3 separate regions of the Homo sapiens genome follow, and regions 1 and 3 are each linked to region 2. Evidence: chromatin loops called from intact Hi-C (ENCODE). Cell type or tissue: heart right ventricle. All regions are shown on one strand. Each heading gives the region's core, and the rest is flanking DNA. Links, peaks and the distances in the headings are about the cores only.

Region 1 (11,060 bases), core at 2,299-7,298, 170 kb before region 2:
TCCGCTTCCCGGGTTCACGCCATTCTCCTGCCTCAGCCTCCCGAGGAGCTGGGACTACAGGCGCCCGCCACCGCGCCCGGCTAATTTTTTGTATTTTTAGTAGAGACGGGGTTTCACCTTGTTAGCCAGGATGGTCTCGATCTCCTGACCTCATGATCCACCCGCCTCGGCCTCCCAAAGTGCTGGGATTACAGGCGTGAGCCACCGCGCCTGGCCTGAATCAGGATCTTGAAGAGATATCTACACTTCCATGTTTATTGCATCACTCTTCACAATAGCCACAATGTGGAAACAAACTAAATGTCCATCAATGGATAAATGGATAAAGAAAATGTGTATATACATATATATGTATATATATATACACGTATATATCTCGTATATATGTATATATATACACGTATATATCCATATATACGTATATATATGTATATATCTCGTATATATGTATATATCACCACAATGTGCATATATATGCAAATGTACATATATATGCAAATTTGAATATATATATTCATATACTATTGGGAATACTATTGGGCCATAAAAAAGAAGGAAATCCTGCAATTTGTGACAACATAGGTGAACTTGGGGGACATTATGCTAAGTGAAATAAGCCAGATGCAGAAAGACAAACACTGCATGACCTCACTTCTATGTGGAATCTAAGATAGTCAAACTCATAGAGGCAAAGAGTAGAATAATGGTTGCCAGAGGCTGGGAGTAGGAGGAAGTGGGAAGATGTTTATCAAAGGGTACACATTTTCAGTTATACAAGATGAATACATTCTGGAGATCTACAGCACCAGGCCTATCTATAGTTAATAATGTATGCATGTATTAAAACATCAATTTGTGTACCTTAAATATATACAATTCCTTTTGTCAATTATACTTCAATAAAGCTGAAAACATCCAAAAGGAAGGAAGAAGAGAAGGAAGGAAAGAAAATAAAGATTCTTTCAGATAACTGTAGTACATTTTCCTCCTAGGAACTCATAATTCTTGCAATTTACTTCCTCATTTTCTCTCTGAATTTACAGATAGGGACACTGGGGCCCAGATGGATTAAGCACTGTGACTATAGTTGTCTAGGGCAGAGTGGAAATTACACCCTGGAGATCCTAGACTTGCAGGCTGCCAAGCAACTCTGCTTTTCCATCCCATCCCTTTTAAAGGCTTTGTCGTACAATTCTCTCATGCCCACCCACAGTTCCCCTTAACATCTGAGAAGGTAGTAGGTACTGTCAAACTCATTCACTCCTAGGAAGACAGATGCTTTAGAAAAGGTTGGATAGGGGCTCAGGTACCACCTTGCTCCTCCTTCCAGCTAGGGTAACTCCTCCCCACCTGCATGGAGCCTCCTCAGGGTGTTCAGGGCCAAAAGGAAAAGGGAGCAGCTGGGTCCAAAGAGATGTTAACTTTCCAAGTCCAGGACGAGACTGGACCCAGGCACCATTCTCCCTCCCCAATGGGAAAGAAAACTACTGCTAGTTTCACATCTCTCTCTCGGATCTTAAGGATCTCATCCATTCTGATTATGTTGATTTGCTTACCCTGAAGGGGCACAGTAAAATGGAATAAGGACACTTATGGGTGGATTAGGAGCCAAGTCTAAATGTGAGCCTCATCCTGACCACTTAATAGCTGTAGCTGTGTGGCCTTGGGTTGATCACATATATTCTCTGAACCTGAGTTTCCTCATTGGTCAAACTGACCTGTGTGGACAGAAGCACAGGCTTTAGGTTCTGGCAAACCTAGATGGAATCCCAGTGCTGTCACATACCAACTGTGTGGTCATGGGCAAGTTATTCTCATTGCTTAGTCTCAATTTCCTTATTCTGTAAGGTGTAGATAACAATAAAAATCATAGCTTTGCCAGGAGGGATGAGGCGGTTGGGGTGACAGCAAGAGGCACAGGGTTTCTTTTGGGAAAACGGATGTTCTAAAATTGATTGTGGTGGTGGCAGCATAACTGTGAATATATTAAAAGCCATTCAATTTTAGACTTTAAACAGATAAATTGTATGGTGTATGATTACATCTTAATAAAACTGTTTTAAAAATTCATAGCTTCTATTACCTGATAGTGAGTACTGGCTTACTATGTACCAGGCACTGAGATAAGTACACTATTCTTTAACATCTTAGATTATTCCTTCTCTCTGGCCTTCTAGATTCTCCTTTTCATCTCATCACCAGCCCACCCCAAATGCCTTTGACACAGTGGGGTTGGAAATTGAGGAGGATTGGCAGCAGCGGTGGCAGCAGAAAATGATTCTGAGGTCACCTTCCTCTAACTTCACCACTACCATTATTATGACTGTCATCATCACCATCATCATCATCATCATCACCGTCATCATTATCACCATCATCACCTTCATCACTATTAAAATCACCACCATCACTATCACCACTATCACCATCATCATCATCACCATCACCATCTTCTCAAGATCACCATCATCACCATCATCATCATCACCGCCACCTTCTCAAGATCACCATCATCACCATCATCATCACCACCACCACCTTCTCAAGATCACCATCACCATCATCATCATCACCACCACCATCACCATCATCATCACCACCACCTTCTCAAGATCACCACCATCACCATCATCACCACCACCACCACCTTCTCAAGATCACCATCACCATCATCACCACCACCATCACCATCATCACCACCACCACCACCTTCTCAAGATCACCATCACCATCATCATCATCACCACCACTATCACCATCATCACCATCACCATCATCATTGCTGAAAGTGTCCACTGAAATGATCTTTTCAATTGCCTCAATCTTCACAGTCAAAAAAATCCAAAGTCAGGAGGGAGAATAATATTATTTCGAACACACAGAACAACATTGTATGATGCTAAGTTGTCACAGGCCCATTTTTCTCTTTTCCATTCCATCCTCCCAACAAGCCTATTAGAAGACCAAGCAAGTGTAATACCCTCATTTTCTGGAGATGATGCAGACAAGTTATGACTTGCCCAGTGTTTGAGGAGGAGATAAGATTGCAGCTCTTCAGTCTCACTTTGGTGGCTTTTCCCTCTGCAAGGACAGGTGGTCAGGATCCTGAGTCCTAACCTGTCAGGGTCTCAATTCTGCTACCACTCACTAGCTTTGAGACCCTGGGCAAGTTACTTCATGACTTTAAGGCTCTGTTTCCCCAGATGTGAAATAGAGTGTAACAGTTTACTTTACAGGGTTGTTTTGAGAAGCAAATAAGAATACGCAAGAAGCACAGGTGGTATAGAGTGGGTCACACCGTACGCACTCTGATAACCTGTTATCGTGATGCGGAGGGTTGAGACCTGGCCCCAGGAGGTAGGTGGAGTACAAGACAGGGATTCAGTTGGACAACAGTCTGGGGTTTTGGCTGTGTCTCTAAGGGGTTTTCTCTGGTTTGAGAAGTTAACATATGGAGTTGGGGGTCATTTTTTAAATCCTGTGGATTCACTTCTCCCTGACACGCCAACAAAACCAAATCTGAATTCCATCTCCTCAAGAACTCCCAGTTCAGTGGGGGCTCTCTAGGATTAAGATACCCCCAAGAAGCTATGCACTTACCTGGCTCCCATATCCCAGCTCCTGACCCCCAGATCTCTGAGTCAGAAGAGAAAGAACCTTCCTATATCCTTCACAGTACATAACAGAGTCTTACACTTCATCAGAACTCTGATTATTGAAGGAATGAATTAATGAATGAATAAGAGAGACACCAGGTACACCCTGATGGTAAGTAACTAAAGATACATATCTTTTTTCTTTTCTGGGGACTAGAAGAAAGAGAAGAGAGTGAAGCTGAGGTTTGTGTGCTGAGTTTTCTTTCCCAGCTTGTATATGTCAAATTTCATCTGGCAGCCGGAAACCAGTCTTAAGCCCTCAGGCTGAGCTGGGTACCTCTGGACCCTCCTACTCTCTTGCAAAATGGAAAAGGAGGTAGAGGGGACCTTGCCTTGGGTCTTCCACACCATAAGATAGGGAGTGCACAGAACAAGAACAAAAGCAAGAAAGCTTGGGTTCCTATCCTGGCACATCAATACTTTCCAGAGGGCCTCGGGCAAGTCAAGAAATGTCCCTGAGCCTCAACATGGGGCTAAAAGTCCTGGCATTACCTACCTACAGGATGCAGTTGTTAAAAGGTTCCTATGCGATGCACAAAAATGTTTCCTCAACTATGCAGCATTGCCCAAATTGAAGATGGCATTGTTGCTTCTGTTTTACTAACAATAATGAAAATAATAATGCTGTTGTTGTTGTTGTTGTTATTCAGGAGTAAAACCGAGCCTCCAAACCTGAACTTTCAGCTCTAGGGAGTTGGAGAGCAGTACCTACCCTGGCCTAACGCCCCCTTCAAAACAGAGCTTTGCTGCCACCTCCTGGCTGTGGAAAGGCATGCTTTTCATTACACAAATGACCTAGAGATGATGAAACTCATAAAATCTTGGATTCGCTCTTCAGAGTCAGAGGTGTCACTGGGAATCATGTTCATCTGGAACAGCCCACTGATTTTGCAAATGACAAAAATCCAGACTAGTGACATGATCTGGTAACCCCTCAAGATATAGCATCAGAATCAGATATCCCAGGTCTTTTGGCTCCCAGACCAGGGCTTCCTCAACTGAGTATCCACAGAAAAGGACCTTGCAGAATCTTGAGATAGGGGGCTAAGACTCACTGGACAGACAAAGAGTGGTCCCTAGTGATGGCCTTGGCAGTAAAGAGTACGACATGGCCAAGGGTCTCTCCCCAAACCTCATGCTCCTCATGCCAGGCTGGAAGAGAAGTGTTGGTCCCAGGGGAGAAGCAGTATATCTACACAAATAGCCTCCTGCCCTTCGCAGGAACAGGTGACCAGACCCTAAATGTTTCTGGGATGAAGGTGGCCCATAGCAATTCCAAAAGCAAGGTTCCCTGGCCCTTTTTCTAGCCCAACACAAAGGACAGGATGTGCACTCCATGGCAGGATACTCAAGGTGCCATTTGACCCGTGAGACCCTTTCCACCTTTCTCCAACGTGCTCAATGCCCCAAGAGGTTGACATCAATGGGATCCCTTGCCCTGGCCTTTGGGTGGGCCTAGCCAATGGGGAGCTGGGCTAGAAGAGCAGAGGGAAGGAGGAGATTGAGAGCAGTATTTATTCCGCATGTCTCTCCCTGTAGTCCAAAATCCCATTCCATGTCAGGTATCCCAGTCCCCCAACCCTTCTGTCTCCAGGTTCTGGTAACCGAGTCCCTCTTACCCCCAGCTTGTACCTCCTTGCAGGCCTAGGGAAGATAATGGAGCCCTGTTAATAGACCTGGAATTCTACTGTATCTCTGTGGTTTTTCTATACCTGCCCACACCTTTGTAGAGAGTCTGTTCCTCAAACACTCCTCATATTATGCTAATTTGGATGTTGACATGGTTTGGATTTGTGTCCCCGCCCAAATCTCATGTCAAATTGTAATCCCCAATGTTGGAGGAGGGACCTGATGGGAGGTGATTGGATTATGGGGGTGGATTTTCCCCCCTTGCTGTTCTTGTGATAGTGAGTTCTCATGAGATCTGGTTGTTTAAAAATGGGTAGCACCTCCCACTTCTCTCTTTTCCTCCTGCTTCAGCCATGTAAGACATTGCCTGCTTCCCCTTGCCTTCTGCCATGATTGTAAGTTTCCTGAGGCTTCCCCAGAACCTGTACAGCCTGCAGAAACATGAACCAACTAAACCTCTTTATAAATTACCTTGTCTCAGGTAGCTCTTTGTAACAGTGGGGGAACAGACTAATACAGATGTGCTATCTGTTTTCTGCAGGTTCAAATTGCCTGATACAGGACTCCTGCCCTACACATCTATTTTACTGCTTTATGGCCCCTTCTACAGAGCAGGACCAGCTGACCATGCAAAGTAAGAGTGCTATCTCACAGCTATTTGTGAATATCTTCAGGTCATAAATTCCATTCAGTAGACAGTAATGTATTCAGTTTCACTGCACACTTCAACTTGGTACTGACCTTTACCAAAATCAAGCTTTCAAGATTACTTTCAGGTCTGTTTTTTAATTCAAGCCAGAGCTTACACTCCTAACTCTTGAAGAAGCAATCATTTCTACCAGGGCACTAGATGAGATCAGTGGTGGCCTAGAACTAGCTCATTCCAGCTCGGAAGAGCCAATTATAAAATTTTCAGGAATTTTGTGAGCCAGTTGTTAAACAGAGATGCTATCAAAATTAAATTATGTAACTTACAATTAAATAAATTATATTAATAAGAAAGGTACTAAATAGTCAAAACTTACAACTTCTTAATTATTTACTACAATGTATCTATAATCTCTTGCAGTTACCTACAACTATTAAATCTGTGTGGTGAAAATACTATCTAATCATGTGCTCTTTGTACCTCTTTCCATCTCTGCATTCAGTGTTGTTATGTTGTTAGCTTGGGATTAGCCATGGCTGGAATATTTGCACCACAGAAATTGGCAAACACTACAGAACAGGTTTTTTTCCTTTCTTTGTTAAACATTTACCAGCACATTACTGAGTGGACCCAGTGAAATCCTAGTAAAAACACAACTGCAGCTCTGTATATAAAAAACTTGGAGGCCGGGCGCAGTGGCTCACACCTGTAATCCCAGCACTTTGGGAGGCCGAGGCAGGTGGATCACCTGAGGTCAGGAGTTCGAGACCAGCCTGGCCAACATGGTGAAACCACATCTCTACTAAAAATACAAAAGTTAGCCGGGTGTGGAGGCACACGCCTGTAGTCCCAGCTACTCAGGAGCCTAAGGCAGGAGAATCACTTGAACCTGGGAGGCGGAGATTGCAGTGAGTAGAGATTGCGCCATTGCACTCCAGCCTGGATGACAGAGTAAGACTCTGTTTCTAAATAAATAAATAAATAAAATTTTAAAAGATATTGGAATATGTAGGGCCACCCACTCTTCCTAACCACCACAAGTCCAACTAGGTAAGCTTATACAAGGTAGCAAATTGAGAAATCTTCTCAGGACTAGGGATTTACATACTGCACAGTGCAGGGAAGGGAGGGAAGGCAGAAAGACAAGCACAAACTCTGCTGACCAAGTCTCAACTTCACTGCTATACTCTATGATAAGAATTCCTTCAGCTGTAACAGAAAGTCAGCTACAAGTCTTTCCGGGGGAAAAAAAAGGAAAATGTATTGGTTCACCTAAATGAAAATTCCAAGGGTAGTCAATTTTCAGGCTGACTGGATCCATGGATTCATGGTGAGATCTGGGTTTTAAAATGATTTCTTAATTCTTTCTCTCTTTCCTTCTCTCAGTTCTGCTTTCCTCTAAATTAACTTTATTCCCAAGAAGGTGACCCCTTTAGGATGACAAAATGGCCAGGCCTCTAACCTATATCTTAAAATCTTAGGAGCCTAAAGATAGTTCCAGCAAAACCCTAGGGCTGATTCTCATTGGCTCTAATTGCCTAGCATGGTCATGTGCACCTGGTCAGAAGTTGGTAGGAGGATGTGGTACTTTCATGAATCATATCTGATTCATGAGCCCACCTCTGAAGCTTTGGGTGGAACCAGCCCCACCCAGACTGCATGAACTGAGAGTCAACAGGGGTGTTTCTTATCCCTCCCACTACTAGGTCAAGTTCCTATTCCCAGAAGAAACAGTGTGGAAAGAGACAAGGAATTCCATGATGAGGGCTCACTAGACTGCACTGAGTCTATTTCTCACTTTTAAATTTCAGCTGGTCATGCCTTCCCATTGGATTACTGTGTAGACAAAACCACACGATGGCTGCAAACGCCCTCCACCCCCGCCCAAAATAAGCTATCTAAGAATGCCAGTAGGCACTTCCCCCTTTTCTGTACTTATCCTCACTTGTCTTTTTCCCACGAAAGAGACAGCGCTGCTAAGATTCTAAGATGCAGGCCATATCTCTTTCTTCCCTTGCTGTTGAACCAGCTGGCACTCAGACCCAGCAGACACCTCTCGTCCTTCAACTCCTGCTAAGAGTCCAACTTCTCTTAATGAATATCATTCCCCACCCCCACCCCCATGACCCAAATTCCATGAGAGGCCTCTCACTGCTGACAGGAGGAGAAGGAGACCATTGCTCAGAGCCACTGCCCCCAGCCAGGAGTTTCTCGTCCCATGACTCAGGAAGCAGAGATCCGAGTGGCGCCAGACAAAACATCTGGACTTTAAAAATCTGGACATGGCTGGGATCCGGACCCAGGGCCGCCCACAGCAGGTTGGCGGCTCCTGCTGAAGCTAGCAGACAACTCATACTTTCAACCAGGAGCTGACAGAGGACCTATGATGTGCCAGGAGCTGTGTATTAAGTCTGTTTGCATGCTGCTGATAAAGACATACCCGAGAGTGGGCAATTTACAAAAGAAAGGGGCTTAATTGGACTTACAGTTCCACGTGGCTGAGGAAGCCTCACAATCATGGTGGAAGGCAAGGAGGAGCAAGTCCCATCTTACATGGACGGCAGCAGGCGAAGAGAGAAAGAAGACGCAAAAGCGGAAACCCCTGATAAAAGCGTCAGATCTCGTGAGACTTATTCACCACCACGAGAACAGTATGGGGGAAACCTGCCCCCGTGATCCAATTCTCTCCCACCGGGTCCCTCCCACAACACGTGGGAATTATGGGAGTACAATTCAAGATGAAATTTGGGTGAGGACACAGAGCCAAACTATATCAAGCTGTTCCAATCACAGAGAGCACCATAGTGAAATAAATAACAAGAATTTGAAGTGCCTTCCTCTGAAAGATATCCCAAATTCATCTCGTCCATCAACTGCCCCCCTCGACTGGTTCGATTCTGATCTGCCTCACTTGCTCTCTCCCTTCCCTAGGAAATGCTTCCTTTCTGAGCCCTTTGCTGATTGTAATCATTCTCTTCTCAGATTATCTTGGCATTGTCATTATCATCTTAATATCTTCTAGTAGACAAGGCAATCCTTACATGGCTACCAGAAAGGATAAAGGTTAACAACAACTTTGTTATAATAAAAAAAAACTGCAAATAACCTAAAATGCTTAGAAACAGATGACTGCCTGAATATACTAGTAATAATTATAATTAGAGCAGCTAAAGTTAATTGGGTGCTTATAAGGGGCTAGGTGCTATTTTAGGAGTTTTTGCATGCCTCAGCTTATTTAATTCTCACAAAAACTCTATGCTGTGGGTTCTTATTTTATCCTCATTTTACAGGTTGTGCTCAGAGATGTTAAGAATTTGCCCAGCGTCGCGCAGCTAGTAAGTGATGGGGCCTGAGTTTACAACCACCATGCTACTCTAGGATTACTTGGAGGGTTATGTACATGTTAAAGGGCAAAAGCACATCCAACGTTTGGCTGCCTTGAGATGTATATATTAACGCATGCTAAAAGAAGTTAAATGAAAGAAGTCTACATTAATATACTCACACTAATCATAACCATGTGAAATGTATGGACATGTCAGAAAAGCCAACATTCAGGGGAACAAAATGGAAGTTCTAATCTACTTAAGTCTTCATTTCTCTGTAAAGCTGTGTATAATTTTTTTAAGTTATCTACCTATGAGTTTTATGCCCTCTGGGCTAGGCAAATTATTCACTAATTTGACAGATGAATCCTTGCTGAGATGTTAACGAGTGAGACTGGCTCAATCCCTTCACGCCTTCCCAGAAAAGACATTTTATAAGAACTTCTGAAAACAAAGCCTTGGCTCAAGACTGGCTTTCGGGGAGTGAGCTTGGCTCTGGGCAGTCCTGAGAGATAAAGAAGAAACATTGGGTTAGTGAAGATGGGGCATCCTTGTGAAGGGTCTTGGCCTCGTCAGAAGCCCCTCTCCAGAGCAAACAAGCAACCCCTCTCACCTCTCTATGCTATCCTCCCTTCCCTTAAGTTCCCCAGGATGCTTTAAGGAGTGAGTGGAGGAAGGAAAGCCCAGGTTACTAGAGTCAAATTGAGGTGACTCTAGATGGGGCAGGCAGGGGTCCTCTGAGAGATCAGTGAGAGCAGGAGGCACACCAGGGCAAGAGTCCAGGTTAGGCAGATGCACATTCCACTGTCCAGCTCTGGGGTAATTTCCTTCCTCCAGCTGCAAGAGCTTCCCAGAAGCCTGAGCCATCTGAAAATCCCCCAAGGGCTGGAGCCAGCCCAGGAAACACTGAACAAAACAGCTACAAATGCTGGTGGCGAGGGGTAGGGGGAAGAATGAGAAAAAAGAAGAGGAGAACTGGCTTTGGGGCAGTGAAAAGATAGCATCTATGGGGCCAGCATGTATGGTGTGGGGAGCAGATCTGGAAATATTGCGGATGTGGAAGAGTTGAGAGAACTGGTCATATTTAGCCTAGAGAAGAAGCTTGGAGAATGGGAGGATGATGATTAGCTTCAAATATTAGGTAGACACTCATGAGAAAAGATATCAGATGTATTCTGCACTGCTCTAGTCTAGAGCTTGCTATTCTAAGTGTGGTCCATGGACTAGCAGCATCAATATCCCGTGGGCACTTAGAAATACAAAATTTTAGGTCCCTCCCAGATGTAGTGAACTCATCCTTCACAGGATCCCCAGGTGACTTGTGCCCACATTAAGTTTGAGAAGTGCAGATCTGGAGCACCGCCACTCAAGTCATGGTCCGGGGACAAGTGCTCATCTCCTGAACTGTTTGTTAATGATCTTCCATGGGGTAAGTATAGAAATTGAGAGCGTTTGGATGCTTTTTCTTTTTTTCTTTTCTTTTCTTTTTTTTTTTTTTTTGAGATGGAGTTTCACTGTTGTTGCCCAGGCTGAAGTGCAATGGTGCAATCTCAGCTTACTGTAACCTCCTCCTCCTGGGTTCAGGCAATTCTCCTGCCTCAGCCTCCAGAATAGCTGGGATTACAGGCATGTGCCACCATGCCTGGCTTATTTTTTGTATTTTTAGTAGAGACAGGGTTTCACCATGTTGGTCAGGCTGGTCTCGAACTCCTGACCTCAGGTGATCCGCTCGCCTCGGCCTCCCAAAGTGCTGGGATTATGGCGTGAGCCACCGCACCTGGCCATTTGGACACTTTTAAA
Region 2 (7,538 bases), core at 1-5,000:
CCAACATTGGTAATTATCTACGTTTTTTTTTTTTTTTTTTTAAATCATAGCTGTTCTAGTGGGTGTGAAGTGGTATCTCACTGTGGTTTTAATTTGCATTTCCCTGAAGACTACTGGTGTTGGCTGGCCATCTTTTCTTGTGCCTTATTGACCATTCATGTTTTTTTGTTGTTGTTTTTTGTTTTTTTTTGTTTTTTTTTTTGAGGCTGAGTCTTGCTCTGTCATCCAGGCTGGAGTGCAGCAGCACGATCTTGGCTCACTGCAACCTCCACCTCCCGGGTCCAAGAGATTCTCCTGCCTCAGCCTCCCAAGTAGCTGGGATTACAGGCGCGCGCCACCACACCTGGCTAATTGTATTTTTAGTAGAGACGTGGTTTCACCATATTGGCCAGGCTGGTCTTGAACTCCTGACCTCGCGATCCACCTGCCTTGGCCTCCCAAAGTGCTGGGATTACAGGCGTGAGCCACCATGCCCTGCCTCATGTATCTTCTTTGGAGAAAGGTCTATTTAGAGCTTTTGCCCATTTTGTAATTGAGTTACATTATCAATGTCTTTTAATTATTGGGCTGTAAGTGTTCTTTATATATTCTAGATAAAAGTCCCTTATCAGATACGTGGTTTGCAAAATTTTTCTCCCATTCTGTGGTTTGTCTTTTCACTTTCTTAATGATGTCCTTTGGAACACAAAAGTTAGTAATTTCAATAAAGACCAGTTTACCGATTTTTTCCTTTGATTCCTTGTGCTTTTGGTGTCATATCTATGAAGGCATCACCTAGTCTAAGAAGGTCATGAAGATTTACACCTATTTTTTTGAAGAGTTTTTTTGTTTTGTTTTTGAGATGGGGTCTCACTGTCACTCAGGCTGTAATGCAGTGGTGTGATCATAGCTCACTGCAGCCTTGACCTTCCGGTCTCAAACAATCCTCCCACCTCAGCCTCCCAAGTAGCTGGGACTACAGGCATGTGCCACCCTGCCCAGCTAATTTTTAAACCTTTCATAGAGATAGTGTCTTCCTGCGTTGCCCAGGCTGGTCTCAAACTCCTGAGCTCAAGTGATGCACCTACCTCAGCCTCCCATCGTTGCTGGGATTACAGGCATAAGCCATGGTGCCTGGCCAAGAGTGTTCTAGTTTTAGCTCTTACATTTAGTCTTTTGATCCATTTTGAGTTAATTGTATGCCGTGTGAGCAAGGAGTCCAGCTTCATTCTTTTGTATGTTTGTATCTCTCATCGCAGCAGTTTGTTGAAAAGATGGCCCTTTCCCCCATTGAGTGGTCTTGGCGTTTTTGCTATCAAGGCTCCTCTTACCTATGTTATTTATTTAAGTCAAAGGGTGAAAAAATGTCTTCTCATATATGTCTGCTGACCCACAGGGAGATACCAAATCAATCAGGATTATTTAGGTTAAAAGATCATTTGGTTTGGAATTTGAAAAAAGAAAAAGCAGGCCGGGTGCAGTGACTCACGCCTGTAATCCCAGCACTTTGGGAGGCCGAGGTGGGCAGATCACGAGGGAGGTCAGGAGATCGAGACCATCCTGGCTAACACGGTGAAAACCCATGTCTACTACAAATACAAAAAATTAGCTGGGCGCGGTGGTGGGCGCCTGTAATCCCAGCTACTCGGGAGGCTGAGGCAGGAGAATGGTGTGAACCCGGGAGGCGGAGCTTGCAGTGAGCCGAGATCACGCCGCTGCACTCCAGCGTGGGTGACTCTATCTCAAAAAAAAAAAAAAAAGAGAAAAGAAAAAGCAAAACGATCACTTATTTCACTGAAAATGAAAACAGGCAAGGGATGTTGTTGCATAAATGTAAGTAATGAAATGCTGGGTTTTATGTTCTGGCCTAGTTAAGGGGGTGAGAGGGGGAGGCATTTGGCCTCAGCTAGCTTTGGAATTCAATGATCTGTGGATTGATACTCAGAACTGATTGTATCAAGTATGGAATCCCGGGCTGTGGGTTTGTGGGTCTCCCATCCACCCCTCCCGTCCACTCCCTCTAATGGCTCCTGGGAGCAGCCAGAGGTCAGCACAGGGACAACCAGGCAGAGGGAACAGTCGTCTGTGGACTCTCCACAAGTTGTTTCTTGGCCTTGATTTAGGAAGGGGATTAGGAAATTGTTTCCTCTCGAAGTCTGCACCGCAGAGTGGAATCCTGGAGCACTGTGGCCTCCACCTCCCATGTGTGGGTTGGGCACTGGAGCCGCCCCGGAACTGCTGGTGAGGGCTGGGGAGGATGTACGCATGGCCTCCGTGTGTGACTCGGGGGCCCCAGCCGGGGTAGGGCCGAGCCCTGGCTCCCAGGCCTGGCTGGGCTCCCTGGAAACTGGACTGAATCCCTCGCCGGTGCTGCCTCCCCTCGGAGTCCATCCAAGCTGAACGCCTGAGAGCAGAGGATTAGCTAAGCCCCAGATGTTTAGGGGTCTGACTCAGTGTGTGTGTGTGCTCCGTTGAGAGCTTATGTGGCCCGAGTGGTGGTCCTGGAATTTGCTCAGATCTTTGCGTGGGTTCTGGTGTTTAATCAGCATTTCCAAGGAGATGCTTGGGATTCCAGGATTTACTCGATTTACTCAGAGATTCCTCTCCTAGTCCACTTCGCCTGGTTGGAGCTTGCCCAGTCTTGGGGGTTTAGGGGGACAGAGACTGGGGTCGGTTCACACCTTGGAGGGGGCCTTCTGCCCCTGCTTTCCATCAGAGCCCTGGAATCGGGGGATTTTCTGCGCAAGATCTGGTGTTTTCCTGGTTCAGATTAGTATCTTTAAAATTAAAATTCTTGAATGAGGATTGTGTCCTGCGGCCCTGAGTCTGTCCCTCTGTGAGTGCACAGCTAAAATACTTTCAGGGCTGCTGGGTGGGACTGTTTGATGAGGTGCTGGGGCAAAGAAAAATGGAGCGTTCCCCACAGGAACTTGAGCCCAGGTCTCCTCCAGGCCGTGGACTCGGTGTGCAATACTCCCCGCCTCCTGACCTGCTCATCCCCAGCTGGCACACTCACTTCCTGGGCCATGTTTGGTTCATCTTTACACAGCAGGCTGTGCAAAAGTGAGAGGGCAACATGGGGCCCCTGGAAACCAGGCGTTCCCCTGACGCAAGCTGAGGCTGCATCTGAGGAGGGGCTCGTGGAAGCACTGCTTTCTTCTTCCCAGGGCTTCCTGTTAACTCACTGTCCAGAGCCGTGGAAGGTTAAACTAACTTGATTTAGGGTTCAAAATGCAGGGAGCATCAGCCAGTCATTGGGAACACATGGCCAGCTGGAAATCCACACTCTCCCAATTGTGTAATGTTGCCAATTGATTTAAACTAACAACAACAACAAACAATGTAAGGTGCTGGCCAGCACCTACCAGCAGGCTGGCTCCAACCTTCAGGCCAGTAAACAGCCTGCACTCACACCCAGGTTTCTAGACTCCCAGCCTCTGATGCAATCTCCCTTCAAGGATACCAGGACTCTCTAGGGGAAGAAACAGAGACCCAAAGAGGTTAAAAAAGGTCACACAGCTTAAGCGGCAGAGCTGGGGTTTGAAGCCAGAACTGGTTCACTGTCTGCTGTGCTCTCACTGGGACTAGAGTCAGAGCCGGCTTGGTTCCGGAGCATAGTCTCTTCCCCGTGCCCCACGCTGGGACTGGCTCCTAACCCTCAAAAGAAGGCTGTTGTTTAACAAGTGAGTGGCTTCCCCGAATTCTGGGCACTTCTCAGGAGCAGGAGGAAGATCTTGAGAGAGAGAATATGTGTGTGCGCGAGTGTGTGAGTGTGTCTGCATGTGTGTGAGCGTGTGTGTGTGAATGTGTGTGTTTTCGAGAGTGTGTGCATGTCTGCGTGTGTGCGCTCTTTGTGTGTGTGCTTGTGTGTGCGTGTGTGATACGTGTTTGTGTGTATGTGAGTGGGTGTGAGTGTGCGTGTGTGCATGAGTGCGTGTGCGCGCGCGCGTGTGTGCATCTGCGTGTTTGTGTGTGCGTGTTTGCACGTTTGTGTGTGCATGTGCGTGAGTGTGTGGGTGTGTGTGCAAGAGTGTGTGTGAGTGTATGAGTGTGTGTGTGAGCGTGTGTGTGTGGCATGCACACATTCATGTGCATGTGATTTCTCTTTCCCTCACACCATTCATTAAGGGTTTCTTCCCTGAGAACTCCAGGAAGTTCCAGGAGAACGGACAGGATTAGAGCAAATACTTTCTCCTGTCTGAGAAGCGACTCCCCCATTTAACCCTTCCCCTTCCTTGAGTCCCTGGGACAATCACTGCTGGAGATTTGGTGGCCAGGGAACCCAAATAGTGTGGCCACCACCCCCGACCCCTGCTGTGGGTCCCTGGCAGGTCAGAGGGCTGCTCTGCGATGGGGGCCAGGGAACACATCAGCGCAGGCTTCATACTGCACAGATGGGTTGCACCCGTGGTGGTCAGAACGCACATGGAGCCAGCCTTGTCCAGCTCTCTCTGGCTCTGCTGATTCCAAGTCTGTGATAGGAATCGGGGCGGGTGTATGTGAGGGTAGAGAGGAGTGGAAGGGAAGTGTTTATATAAATAACACAGGGTGGAGGGGCTTCTGAAAGATTTACTAGCTAAATATTTTCCGGATGTTTTCATCATCCTTTAAGGCCCTTCCAGAGGAAGGCTAAACAAGACTTAGTCTAATTCCCCCAGTGGCCAGTGGCTCCCACCCACAGCTGACCCCCTCACACCCGGGCCTCATTCTCTACACCACCCTGCCCTCCTCCCTCCTCATCTCCCCATCACCCTTTACTCCCCTCTTTCATCCAACTGGGAAAGAAAGAACAATCCCCATTTTATCCTTTTATGATCATATTATACACACAGTTGTTTGACCTTTTTTTTTTTTCTTTTTTTTTTTAAGATGGAGTTTCGCTCTTGTCACCCAGGCTGGAGTGCAAGAGTGCAATGGCACCATCTTGGCTCACAGCAACATCTGCCTCCCATGTTCAAGCGATTCTCCTGCCTCAGCCTCCCGAGTAGCTGGGATTACAGGTGCACACCATCACACCCAGCTAATTTTGTGTTTTTAGTAGAGATGGGGTTTCACCATGTTGGCCAGGCTGATCTTGAACTCCTGACCTCCAGTAAGCCATCTGCCTTGGCCTCCCAAAGTGCTGGGATCATAGGCATGAGCCACTGCGCCCAGCCTTGACCTATTTTTTTTAAATTTAATATTCTCAGAATATATTTCTATCATTAAATATATTTACAGGTTTGTTTTAGTGTTTGTTAGTCACAATTTGGATAAACTATTAATTTGCAATCCCCTTATGATGGACACTGAGGTTCTTCCACACCCCCCCTTTTTTTTTTTTTACTGCTATTAAAAATTACTGAAGATAACCATTCCTTGTGATGATATCTTTTTGCACGGAGAGTAATTTCCAGGAAATGTGGACCACTCAAGTGCACATTTTGACCCATGGTGTCATACTGCTCTTTATTTTTATTTATTTATTGAATTTTTTTGAGGATTCTCACTCTGTCACCCAGGCTGAAGTGCAGTAGCGCGAACTCGGCTCACTGCAACCTCCACCTCCCGGGTTCAAGCGATTCTCTTGCCTCAGCCTCCTGAGTAGCTGGGATTACAGGTGCGCACCACCATGCTCAGCTAATTTTTGTATTTTTAGTAGAGACAGGGTTTCACCATGTTGGCCAGGCTGGTCTCCAACTCCGACCTTAGGTGATCCACATGCCTCAGCTCCCCCCCAAACTGCTGGGATTACAGGCGTGAGCCACTGTGCCCGGCCCCACACTGCTCTTTAGAAAGGTTGTACCAAGTCCTTGAGAATATCCAGTGCCCCATTCGCTGGCTAAGCCTGGCATTTGCAGGCCGAAAGAGAGCCAGCAAATCATGAGATCTGTAGCCACCTGCAAATGGTGTGCTGTGGGAGCTAGGCAGGCCAGAGCCCCGATCTGCCAGTGGGGATTTGTGCGCATGTGTGGGGTGCCTAGGATGTCTGGGTTCCTTCCTTCGAGATTTAGTAAGGAACTGTGTTGTGTGGAGGCTGCGCTTTCCTTTAGGAGCCCGTCCCATTGGGTCTCTCCAGGGAGTGAGTGTGTGTTTCTGGTCAGGCCTCACGGGCTCAAGTCTTGCAGAGTGAGGGAGGGGCAGTTTGCACTGGGCTCTGGACTGTCATTTCCATGTCCACCTTCAGCTTGGCCTTTTCTTGTTGAGTGCAAGGCCCCGCCACGAGGGGCTGGTTGGAGCTGGGAGCCGCGCGGGGAGCCCGCCCAGGCACAGTGGCGGCTCTGTTTCCCACTCCGCCTCCTCAGGGGCCCCCATTCACGGGAAGGAGAGTCACACATTCCCCCTTGAGATAAGAATAGAGCACGACTGTGCCCCAGGACAGAGTCCAGCTTCTTCAGCCAGCCCTGCGAGGCCTGGCAAGGGCTCCCAGATGGTACTGGCATGAGTGGGCCCTGGCTGCCTGCCCCACTGGCCTCTTGTGCATTGTGTGGCCCGGACACTGGGTACAGTGTGTGTCTGTCCGGGGCCCCCCTCCAGGAAAACCACTGTCTCCAGGCTCTGCTCAAGATGGAGGGGCTTGTCTCAAATCAGCTGTTCCAGGGCTCTGCTGCGCCCCTCCTCTTACCTGTGGGCCTTGGACTCCAACCTCCCTGCCTTGATTCCTCCAGCCACTGGTGTCTATTCCTGGACGGGCAGAATGGAGCCCACGTTTGTTGGGGGAGCAAGCTCTAGGTGAGGGCTGGTGGCTGGAGGTTGGAGGCAACAGCCTGGGGACCCCAAAAGTGCTGAGAGATGATAAACAGGACCAGTAGGGGCCACAGATTGTTTGAGTGATGATCAGAGTTTTGGGGCTTTCACCCTTAGCCCTGCCTGTGTCTGAGGCTCAAGATGGAAGAGCTGAGAGTCAGATCAACAGCAGGACTGGACCAGGCAAGAGGCATGGGTACATTCTGGCTCCTCTTGGAACCATTCTGGGTGACCTTTAATGTACTTTCCAGCCTTCAGATTCTAGGGTAGGGCTTCTTAAAGTGTGGTCCCTGGACCAGCAGCAACAGAACCAGCATCTCTTGGGAACTTGTTGGATGGAGCTGCATATTCCCAGGTCCTGCCCCAGACCTGCTGGCTCAGAACCCGGCAGTGGAGCCCAGCTGTCTGTGTTTTAACATGCTCTGGACCACAGCTCTAAGTAGGATGACAAACAATGCTTTCCAGAGTCTGACAGGTGACTCCAGTGAGTCTTGAGGCCCACCACAACCTGGAGAGCACATGCCCCACCTGAAGGCCGGATGCAGTGGCTCATGCCTGGAATCCCAGCACTTTGGGTAGGCCAAGGCAGGCCGATTGCTTGAGCCCAGGAGTTTGAGACCAGCCTGAGCAACATGGTGAGACCCCGTCACCTCAAAATCTAAAAAAATCAGCCAGGCGTGGTGGTGTGCACCTGTAGTCCCAGCTACTTAGGAGGCTGAGGTGGGAGGATTGCTCAGAGCCCAGGAGGTTGAGGCTACAATGAGCCATGATCACGCCACTGCACTCCAACCTGGGTGACAAAGTGAGACTCTGTCTCAAAATCAATAAATAAA
Region 3 (11,060 bases), core at 3,134-8,133, 91 kb after region 2:
TTTGAACTCGTGACCTCATGATCTGCCCGTCTTGGCTTCCCAACGTGCTAGGATTACAGGCATGAGCCACCGTGCTCGGCCTATTAATTATCATTTTAAGACAACCCAATTCATCCTACAGAGGACAAGGGCCTACAGCAAATAAGGCCTATTTTGGTTGACAGTTTTCAACTTGACTGAAACGAAAAAAATAATAAGAGGGTTGGTCTTATCTGATGCCGTTGAACTCAGGAAAACTCAGGTTGGTGGAAATATCATCAGTCTTTTTGCTTTGGGATCACGGATTCTCTGCTGTCTGCCGTTCGTGTGTGTGGCTTCATATGTAGCAACCTATCTATTTGCAGAGGCCACAAGGAGAGACCAGTAGCGTGTTTTTCACGGCCAACGCTAATCACTAAGGATGGTTAATAAAGGAAAACCAAAGTGACTTCTGGATTGAGATGCTAGGATGAACCCAAACAGTAAACCCTTAGAATGTATTCGTGAGTCTTCCATACTCTGAGAGATTAACTTTGGGGAATCCTAAAGAATTAAATGTCTGCAGGACTAGTGTGTTCTGCTGAGGTCAGGCCACAGCAGATCAGCCTCCTGGTTTGTAATGGCCCGGAAAGGTCCCTTGCCCTTGGCTGGGGGCCCTACTGGGATTTGCAATGACAGTGATTTCTGTGTGTTGCCTGGAGTGATGCATTGTTGTCTGTGATTGTATCTGTTCGTCTGTGTGATGCAATGTCAAAGTGGTGTCGGAGACGGCTGTTAATGTTTAACAGCATCAAAACTGTCCCCTCTTTGCTGTTACAAAACTGAGGAGTCACAGGCTATGAAAGCTTTCATGGCCATTTTAATTTCACAAACCTGTAAGGACTGAAGGTGAAGGTCTTGGCCATCTAGGTTCAAATGAAGTTTTGCTTTTACCTTCTTCTTTTTTTTTTTTTTTTTTAGGCAGTCTTGCTCTGTCACTCAGGCCGGAGTGCAGCTGCACGATCTTGGCTCACTGCAACCTCTGCCTCCTGAGTTCAAGCAATTCTCCTGTCTCAGCCTCCCTGGTAGCTGGGATTACAGGCGCACACCACCACGCCTGGCTAATTTTTGTATTTTTAGTAGAGGTGGGGTTTTGCCATGTTGGCCATGCTAGTCTCAAACTCCTGACCTCAGGTCATCCACCTGCCTCGGCCTCCCAAAGTGTTGGGATTACAGGTGTGAGCCACCGTGCCCGGCCCGCTTTTACCTTCTTATGGGTGAGAGCCCATCTCCAAGAACAGAAAAGTATCTTGGTCCTGTCTATTTCTGTAGCATGTCTGACCTCAAAAGCGAGTGTGTGGATTCGTCACCCGGCCTCTCCTCCCACACTGCAGAGAGAAGATGCAAATAACTCAGCTGCCGGTGGGGGACTCCCCACCGCTGGATGTGATGCTCTTGCCTCCTCTTCATGGCTGGTTTGGGACCATTTTGCAAGTGTAGGCTTGAGCATTGCCTTTCTCTTGTTTTTATGATGGGTGAGAGGGGGGAGAGAGAAAGAAGGTGGGGGGGATTCTATAGCCGGTTTCCTCCCTCTAGTTTCTCCCTCACATTTGACCTTTTTATACCCTGGTATCATGATGATTTCTACAAAGCACAGCCCTGATTGTGACTTCTCCCTGGCTCAGAATCCACTGATGGTTTCTTCTCCTTTATAGAATCGAAATTTCTTAGTTCTTGGTGTCCTCATGGCCTCCCATGATCTGATGCCATCCTTCACTACTATATTTCTCACCTCCCATGCCTCTTAAACTCTAATGAATGGATCCACCTGCTTTTCCCCCACAGCCTCTACCCACACGGTTTCTCTCTCACCTTGGCTCAGGCTGGCCCCATGGCCTAGAATATTGCCCCTGTGGCTTGTTCTTCTGACCCATCCTGCCCAATCTCTCGCAGGAGCCTCTGTTTTCCTCTGTTAAATGAGGGCGATCATAGAATTTTCCTTTTTGGTTTGTTAGAGGGATTAAGTGACATGAAACATGTGAAGCATAGAACAGCGCCTGGTCCAAAGTGAGTGCTCAGTACAAGATCCTCACAGCCACTCCTGCAGCAGATTGAAACCCAGCAATTAGAGAGGGAGGAAGAGTCCCCCCAGCAGCCACGTCAGTAACTTTAGGAAGGAAGAGATGGGCCCTGCTGTCAGGCATGTAAGAGAAAAGACCAGGAAGGTGGGATGCGGACACAGAAGGAATTGATATGTCCAAGGGAAAGGCACATTGTCACCCCCTCTGGGAGCCCCAGAGGGTGCCACACCCCTAAACGGAAAATCCCTCGATTGACATTAGGATGCTGGCTGTGTCACCTCGGTCTCCCCAAGATTGAACGCAAGACGAGCCATGGTGAGTGAGTCCTGCTATAGGTGGCCAGCCTCGTCGTCTTTATTTATTTATTTATTTTTGAGACAGGGTCTCACTCTGACGTCCAGGTTGGAGTGCAGTGGCATGATCTTGGCTCACTACAACCTCTGCCTCCCGGGTTCAAGTAATTCTCCTGCCTCAGCCTCCTGAGTAGCTGGGATTACAGGCGCCCGCCACCATGCCTAGCCAATTTTTTGTATTTTTAGTAGAGATGGGTTTTCGCCATGTTGGCCAGGCTGGTCTCGAACTCCTGACCTCAAATGATCCACCTACCTCAGCCTTCCAAAGTGTTGGGATTACAGACGTGAGCCACCGTCCCTGGTCCCACCCTCATCTTCTAGGTGGGCTTTCTCTTCACCATTGCCAAGAGGCTGGGGCAGCTTCCCTCTGGGTGTACATGGAGAGCCTGAGGTGGTGTATCTCATGAAGCGGCTTATGGGTCACAGGGTCTTTTGATCTAAACTATCTCTGTGGGTCTTGGGGGCTTTTTTTTTTTAATCATGGCAAAATATGCATGACATGAAATCCACCATCTCCATCAGTTTTAAATGTATAGTTCAGTGGCTTTGAGTATACCCACGTGTTTGTGCAGCCATCATCACCACCATTAATCTCCAGAATGCTTCCATCTTGCACCAGTGACACTCTGGACCCATTAAACACAAACTTCCCATCATTCCCTGCCCACAGCACCTGGTCACCTCCATTCTGCAACCTGTCGCTATTAATTTGACTTCTCTAGGTGCCTCATAGAAGTGAAGCAAATGGTATTTGTCCCTTTGTGTCTGGCTGTTGCACTGAGCATAATGTCCTTAAGGTCCATCCACATGGTTGCATATGTCAAAATTTCCTTCCAATTAGCCAGGCATGGTGGTGCGCACCTGTAGTCCCAGCTACTTGGGAGGCTGAAGCAGGAGAATCGCTTGAACCCAGGAGGCGGAGCTTGCAGTGAGCCGAGATTGCGCCACTGCACTCCAGCTTGGGTGACAGAGCAAGACTTCGTCTCAAAAAAAAAAAAAAAAAAAAAATTCCTTCCTTCTTAAGGCTGAGTAATATTCTATTGTGTTTATTTTACTACGACTTGCATTGTTTCCACCTTCTGGCTCTTGTGAATAATGTTGCCATGAACAGGCAGCAAGACCCTCCCTTCAGGACTCTGCTTTCAGTTCTTTTTGGTATATACCTATTAATGGAATTGCTGGACCATATGGCAATTCTTTGTTTAATTTTTTTGAAGAATTAACACACTATTTTCCACAGGGGCTGTACTATTTTACATTCCCACCAGAAGGGCACAAGGGTTCCAACAGTTCTCAATCCTTACTAGTACCTGTTCTTTTCTGTTTTGTTGATATTTGTTTATTTGTTTGTTTTGAGACAGAGCCTTGCTCCGTTGCCCAGGCTGGAGTGAGAGTGGTGTGATCCTAGCTCACTGCACCCTCCGCCTCCTGGATTCTCCTGCCTCAGCCTCCCAAGTAGCTGGGACTACAGGTATACACCACCACGACTGGCTAATTTTTGTATTTTTAGTAGAGACGGGGTATCACCACGTTGGCCGGGTTGGTCTTGAACTCCTGGCCTCAAGTGATCCACCCGTCTTGGCCTCCCACAGTGCTGGGATTACAGGCATGAGCCATTGTGCCTGGCCTTGTCTGGTTTTTTTTTTTTAAGAACCTGTCCTAATGGGTGTGAGCTAATATCTCACTGTAGTTTTGATTTGCATTTCCCTCATGATTAGTGATATTGAGCATCTTTAAATGTGCTTATTGGTCATTTTTATATCTTCTTTGGAGGAATATCTTTTGCTCATTTTTTTAAATTGGGCTGTTTGCTTTTTATTGTTCAGTCTGGACTCTTTTTGGACCCGGGGTAACTGCAGTGCCTACCTTTCAGCCACTGGTGATAGTAACAACAAAAATCCTAGCTTTCATTGAGCATTTACTTCGTCCACTAGGTGAAATGTTTACATGGATGCCCCACCCCCACCCCCTTTAATCTCTCACAGCAATCTTTTGAGAAAGATACTGTGATCATCTGCATTTTACACTTGGAGAAATTGAAGCTGGAGCCGTTGCCCAGGGTCTTGGAGCTAGTATGTAGTAAAACAACAGCTTAGCTCTGGTCTGACTCCATCCTTAGACGATTGTACTTATTTTCTTCCCCCGACCCAAGGAGCTGGCATTGAAACCTCTTCATAAATAAGTTTATCCATTTGCTTAATAGGGAACCACTCGGTCCTCAGGATCTTGGTTTCTCTAGAAAACCATATTTAATTCTATATAAAGAATCAGTTCCTAAAACCCCAAAGGTTTGCATCTGAAAGCAAACACAGAAATATGCGGCATTTTGAGTGCTAAATAGTCAGCTGCTCCAAAAACCTTTCTAAACGGAGTGATAGGATATATTCATGAAGGATCCAAGCCCTGCCCAAGCTCATTTAGTTGGTGGCTGCAGTATTGCTCTTGGGGTCCAATCCTTTCTCCACTTGTAACTAATGACTTTGTGATCCTCAGGCCCCTTTCAGTGGAGACCTCACATGAGCCTGTCTTTGTTCGTTATCTGTCCAGGTTTGATGGTGGCGAGGGCAGAGTGAAGGCAAGAGACCTTCATCTCGCCCCTCTGGAGGCACCAGCTTTCCACACAGTGGTTCTTTGGGGGAACATTCTCCGTTCTTTTTATGTTGGTTTTTATCTGGCCTTGGGTTCACACAGCTGGGGCCGGGGCCGGGGCCAGGACCAGAGCTGTGACTTAGGGTTGGGAGGAAGTTGGCCAAAACATTCTCCAGCAGGGCTTGGGCAGGCCCAGGAAGTCCCGCCTAAAACACAGTGGACAAAGCTGCCCTTGTCCACAGGCCTGGGGGTGGGAGGCATCTGCTCAGTGACACAAGCTTGGCCATTGTTTGTTGTGACCTCAGCCAACGTTTTTTAGCTGAGAAAGGGGAAAAAGAGGGAGAGTGGGAAAAAAAGAAAGGCCTCCAGAAACATTGCATCTGGAAAGTCCAGAACAAGTTGTTAATTTCCCAGCAAGCACTGGAGCGGATTTGGAAGGAACTATGCAATGTAGTGGGTTCTTTGTGAAAGAACAGCAATGAGCAAAGCCACAGGAACCTCCGCTGGGGTGCCCAGAACACTGGCCCTGGGCTAGCGACTTGCCTCAGCCCCATTTCCCGGAGAGGCTGCCATGAAGAGGAAGCCGGCGGAGTCTTGGTGCTGAGTCTGAGGGCTTCAGGCAGGACCCAAGACTCTCCTCTGAGGTAGCAGCCCCCAGAGAAGGTTAGCTGTTCTCTGATGGTAAGAATTGATTTTTCTTGCCTGCAGATGTATGCTCCAGTTTGCTTTTCTCTGCATGTTTCTAAAATGACTGTGCCATGGTAAAGAGGCAGCTCTGAAAACTGAGATTTGGGGTCTAACTGCTGAGCTGTGGTGGTCTGGGGACCCTGTGTGCTAGGGGGCACCTTTCACAGATCCAAGGCATGAGCAGGGAGGAAAAAAAAAAAAGACGTGGGTCATTGTGTGAGAGATCAGGAAAAGCGGATGGGAGGAGGAGAAAGATTTATGAAGGATGTCTTGGAGAGAAAGGAAGTCTTGGCTCCCCTAGTTACCTGGGGAGCAGTTTCGTAGTTGGAGCTGTGTGATGGAGAAGCAGAGTGGTGATGTGATTTTAATGGAGTCCAAACCTTGCTTCCTCCATGTAACTTTTTCCAAGTAAGAAACTTGGATTCTACCCACCTATCTGGCTTTTACCCCACGGCCCAGTTCTAGCTGGGGCATTGTAAGGCAAAAGCCATTTGAGGACTATAAAACTTTATGAAGGTAAGTGGGAGCTCCTGGGGTCATGGCTCCCTAGCAGAAGTACCTGCCCAGTAATGCACTGTGCTTCCAGGCTTGGCTGAGACATCTTTCCAGCTTGGTGGTGGAGGCTGCAACAGTGATGATGGAAGCTCTTCTGATACTTAGCAGTACAACAGCCTTGTTTCACCAATCTTTCCACCCCCAGAAGTTACGCATCCATCTTCTTTCTTTGCAAAGGAGGACCTCCAAGAGAGTGGTGATCACTCTCTTGAGGCTCTGTACAGCTGTGAGAGGTCCAGGTTGCATGGAAAGGCTGGCCTGTTTTGGTACATGGTCTCCCTCCAGGATATGCTCTCCCACCTCCCTGGGCCCATCAGCATCTCTGATTCTGGCATGGCTTCCTGTTCCCACAGTGCCAGGGGAAGGGAGATGGTGCTTGTTATCCAGGAGCATCTCTAACGGGTTAGTTGACCTAGGACCGTCCACAGCAGTGCTTCTCAAAGGTTAACGTGCATCTGAACTACCCGGGAACCTTTAAAATGTAAGATCCGGTGCTGGGGCAGGACCTGGGGCTCTGCATTGATAGCCAGATCCCAGAGAACTTCATGCTGCCCGTGCGGGGGCCACACTTGGAGATTTGCTGCTGTGAGGAACCCAGACCAATCACTCAAGTTCTGACCAAGGTGTGGCTGCCTTGGGTCTGACTGTAGGGCACAGGGAGTTCTGGCAGGCCTGTGTGTGGATCGTGGTTGGGTGCTTCATGGGGGTGGAGGGAGTAGCAGAGAAGAAGAACACTGAAGGGCATGCAAGGAGCTGGGAAGAGCCGAAGTCAAGCTCTTGGGAAGAGGGCGTGTGGGGTGCAGAGGCTGTTGGTGGGCTGCCCCCAAGCTGAAGTGGGCTGTGTGTTAGGGGTGTAATGTGAGCAGTCAGCCAGAAGTGCTAACTGCTAACAGGCCCAGAAAAATTCCACTGGAACCCGCCTTTGGTGCATCCAGGGTGATGCAGAGACAGAAGCCCAGGATTCCAGGGCAGAAATCCAGTTGCTAGGCAAATAGAGCTAAGACCACTCACGTGGCTCGGAGGAGTGACAGGGAAGAGGTGGACGCATCAGGACAGAACTCAGTGTGGTGAGAGGTGGAAGCACAGAATCCTGGGTGCAGTAAGGCAGGATCCTTGGTGTTTGGGGCACAGCCCACGTTTCAGGAACAGTCAGATGCCTCCTAGACATGATGCCCATGTCTACACTTGAATGTGACTTTTTTTCTCCTATTAAAATGGCATGTCCTTAAAACATATATACTAATGCTGACATTTAGAATTATTGGGCCGGGCGCAGTGGCTCACGCCTGTAATCCCAGCACTTTGGGAGGCCGAGGTGGGCAGATCACCTGAGGTCAGGAGTTCAAGGCCAGCCTGGTCAACGTGGTGAAACCCCGTGTCTACTAAAAATACAAAAATTAGCCAGGCGTGGTGATAGGTGCCTGTAATCCCAGCTAATTGGGAGGCTGAGGGAGGAGAATCGCTTGAACCTGGAAGGCTTAGGTTGCAGTGAGCCGAGATCACGCCACTGCACTCCAGCCTGGGTGACACAGCAAGACTGTCTAAAAAAAAAAAAAAGAATTATTAAGTATTAGGCTATATATATGTATATATGAAAGCCCTTGGAGACCATCTGGTCCAACTTCCGTGTTTTAGAGATGAAGCAATTGAGGCCTCCCAGCAGAGATGGAAGAGGTTGCTCAAGATCTGCCAGCGAGACTGCTGCAGCTTTACCAGCTCCGATTCCCATCCTGTGTTCTTCGCACGGTGGCACAGAGCAGTGGTAGGTCTCACATCTCCATAGCAAGGCCCTTGGCTGTCACCATTTGCCTACTTTATATGTGCCAGCGGCAGCAGCTCCAGAAATGTTAGTTGAATCGGGTTGGTGAGAATTGCACCCCTTACTGAGTCTTGGAAACGGTTCCAGCCCTTATTAGACTTCATTTCCCTCCAGAGCTCAGGGTTCAGACCTCATCAGGAACCATCTCTCGGAGTCAGAAGTCTTTGATTAGAATCACTTGGAGCACAGGCCGTAGGCACTGCAGTCAGTGGAATGAGTCTCCGTGTTGGGGAAATGAGCTGCTTCCATTTTCCTTCAGTGCCTGCAGGCCACTCCAGCCAGCAACTGGTGGCCACAAAGCCAGGCCAGCTGGATCGCAGGTGCAGGCGGGCCGTCAGAGGCACCTACTCTTATACCATAATGAGCTTCAGTCTGCCTTCTTTACAACAGCACTAATTCCCCGAGGAAGCCAGCTTTTGCCCCCCGGTGCATCTGCGGGCAGCAGCTGTGTCGCTTGTGCTTGAAGATCCTTTCTGGTGAGCGGGCTGCTTTGCATGAGATACTGAGCCTGTTACTGATCCAGCTAGCAACTTTGGACTCCCTCCCTTGCTTCTGAACTTAAATCCATTTTGAATGCAATAGGACGCTTGGTAAATTTGGTTCTGGGGTTTTCCTCAGAAGTCTAGAAAGTGCCCAAAACAATGACATAAGGCATTTGGGGGCTTTGCAGCTTAATACTAAAGGAAGGCTAGGGAGGATAGTCTCTCTGTCTCTCTCTCTCTCTGGGCCATACCAAGTTTGGCAAAACTCTCTTGTTCCCAGGCTTTTTCTGCTGCAAAGGGAAGTTGACCAGCAATCCTTTAGAGGGGCCCTCACCCTTCCAGGAACTCCCTAGGGAGTCTGTTAGGTCAACAATCTACAAAATGTCCTTCAAAAGTGTTTTCTAGGTCAGGACAAGTGATATCGTTATAGATATCAACTAGCATAGAAAACCTAGGATGCATGTCAAGATCATTAATCTTTAGGACGAAGAGAAAAGTACTAGCTCAACTCCTTCCTTTGACAAATAGGGACGTTTCAGCATTAATTGGCCGTAACAGGGACCTGTGGCAAAGGGGAAGAGAATCCCCAACTGTTCAGCCTCCCCATACAGACCTGAGGTCATGTGCACTATCGCATACCGTGATTTGGGCATGCATTTCATTTCCAATTTTTGGTATATCACTTCGCTTTGTTGGTGTCTCAGACAAGCCTTTCTTTCCCACCGATTCTAAGTCAGATTTGGTTGAGTAAATGAAAGGGTATCTAGACCAAAAGAGTTTGAGACCTCTTTCTCTTTAGAGCCCAAAAGTGTTTGGAGGGAAGCTTGCAGCGAGCAAAGCAATATTTCATCAAGATTTGTGTCTTGTCAGGCCTCTGTCGTCTCTTTTGTTTATGTGGCTGCTGTTTTTGGAAGCTGAGCTGGACATTTAACTGCCTTGATATTTTCCTTGTGGTTTTAGGCTGTGTTACAAAAGCCGTCCCATGCATGGGTTATAGGACCTCAAGGCTAGCAATCCCCCCATTTCACAGATGAGGAAACAGAGGCCCAGAGAGGCTAAGATAATTGCACACATCACAGCTTGCTGTCTGGGAACACAGCACCTCTTTATGCCTAGGCCTTTGTGCTGTCTCCTAATGCTTTTGTCATCCTGAGTTGGGGCTAGGATATCAGAATGGCCCACACTATTTTTATTCTGCTAGGGAAGGGGGAGGAGGAAAGAAGCAACATTCCTCAACAGTTCATCAGGAAATGGAGAGTTTGAATAAAATGTCTCTGTTAATCAAAAGCCAGCGAGCACAGTCATTCAGGTTTTCTGGCTTGGAATCCAGAAGCTGGAACCGGCTATTGGGAGGAGTCTACCTTGTCATTTAATAATTACATTTTTAATTGTGCTGAAACATCAGGACCAGAGAGACCTTGAAATGGAACAAAATGTAGGGTTTTTTTTTTTTTTTTTTTCTGAGGTTCCCCAACCCCTCCAGGCTTCAAGGCGGGGAAGCAGTCCCTGCTTCCCTTGTTATTTCTGGAGCTGTTCTCTGTATTTCAGGGGTGCTTGTGGGATGACACTCCAGGTCCTCCACCCCAGATCCTGTGGTTCTAAAACACAGTCATAAGGCCTTTAGGCACCTGCTCCAAACCCGTCTATCAGAGGCCAAAAGAGTGACTCTGATATTTGGTGGCACAATTATGCTGGTTCGTCAATGCCGAGATTCTTCCAAAACATGCTGAAGAGTGGGCGTCTCTCAGATCCCCATCATGCCGTATGGCGCCGCTGGGGAGATGCCACCAACGAAAAGGACGGGCCATCTCAGATGCAAGAAACATGCTCACATTCAGAGTTTTCCTCATTTCTTGCATTGTCTCCTCTGGAACCCTATTAACTGGCCCTTCTGTCTTACATTCGTACAGCAGGTGCAACGACCATAAAAATCTCATTCTCCAGAGTCAGAGGAGGAAGGGTCATGCAGGAATAGGGGTTCTGCAAGGCCCACGTGGAAGGCATTTCTTTCCTACCCTCTGCCGACAGCTTGATTCTCAGATGCTGCAAGGCTGTGACATGACTTCTGACCCAGGAGGGGCCGTCCAACTCATCCTTGCAGTTTGCAGGATCATTTGCAAATCTTTTCATCAATCCTTGTCCCCCCGGAGACTCCATATTTCCAGCTTGGCAAGTTTCCCTGTGAGGGTTGATGGGTGAACTTCCTGTATCCTTGCTGCAGGGACTGCGTTGTAATTATGTTCATCAAAATTCCTGGTTAACCAGATCACTCCATTTCTTTACAGGGTCAGAAAATACAGAGTCTATTGTTCTGTGTCCTCTCCCTGCCCAGTCTTGACAAACATACCCAATGAATTGACTGGCCCTCAGGGATGTGCTGGGGGTTTGCAGGGTGGCTGTGACCCTTGCCAAGCCTACCAGGAGCTGGATAGGTCTGGAGTGTCCCAAGTGGTTCAGCCTTCAGGCCCATGGCTGGGAGAAAACTCCCATGGCCCTAATGTCTACCTCTTATGATGGGTGCCAGTGACAGCCACAG

Evidence for each region. A loop is a pair of places that touch in the nucleus more often than their neighbours do. Peaks named below come from ENCODE experiments on the same cell type or tissue, not always from the same donor. Only the 100,000 strongest peaks of a DNase experiment are listed, where the experiment ranks them.
Region 1: a loop joins it to region 2, with 6 times the contacts of the local background. A loop is called at or near these places in 3 of 110 quality-filtered maps.
Region 3: a loop joins it to region 2, with 4 times the contacts of the local background. A loop is called at or near these places in 18 of 110 quality-filtered maps.

The regions. Positions count from the first base shown.
Region 1 is chr17:10,289,274-10,300,333 of GRCh38, reverse strand. It overlaps LOC107985004 (a long non-coding RNA gene), which reads right to left and starts at 8,515. Exons shown (of 5, transcript XR_007065617.1): 1 at 8,421-8,515. RefSeq lists enhancers at 6,388-6,682, 7,017-8,216, 8,468-8,762. In heart right ventricle, for the core only: a CTCF peak has its summit at 4,417 (motif pointing left); a DNase peak (open chromatin) is centred at 4,412; H3K27ac peaks cover 317 bases; H3K27me3 peaks cover 231 bases.
Region 2 is chr17:10,122,833-10,130,370 of GRCh38, reverse strand. The region is part of intron 1 of GAS7 (growth arrest specific 7); the gene reads left to right. Among named protein-coding and RNA genes, the nearest start is that of GAS7, 72 kb to the left of the region's middle. RefSeq lists an enhancer at 2,404-3,121. In heart right ventricle, for the core only: CTCF peaks have their summits at 2,051 and 2,330; a DNase peak (open chromatin) is centred at 2,260; H3K27ac peaks cover 3,983 bases.
Region 3 is chr17:10,031,036-10,042,095 of GRCh38, reverse strand. The region is part of intron 1 of GAS7 (growth arrest specific 7); the gene reads left to right. Among named protein-coding and RNA genes, the nearest start is that of RCVRN, 130 kb to the right of the region's middle. RefSeq lists enhancers at 7,861-8,360, 8,361-8,862. In heart right ventricle, for the core only: no CTCF peak of the experiment used is centred there; DNase peaks (open chromatin) are centred at 5,175 and 7,939; H3K4me3 peaks cover 2,918 bases; H3K27ac peaks cover 4,575 bases.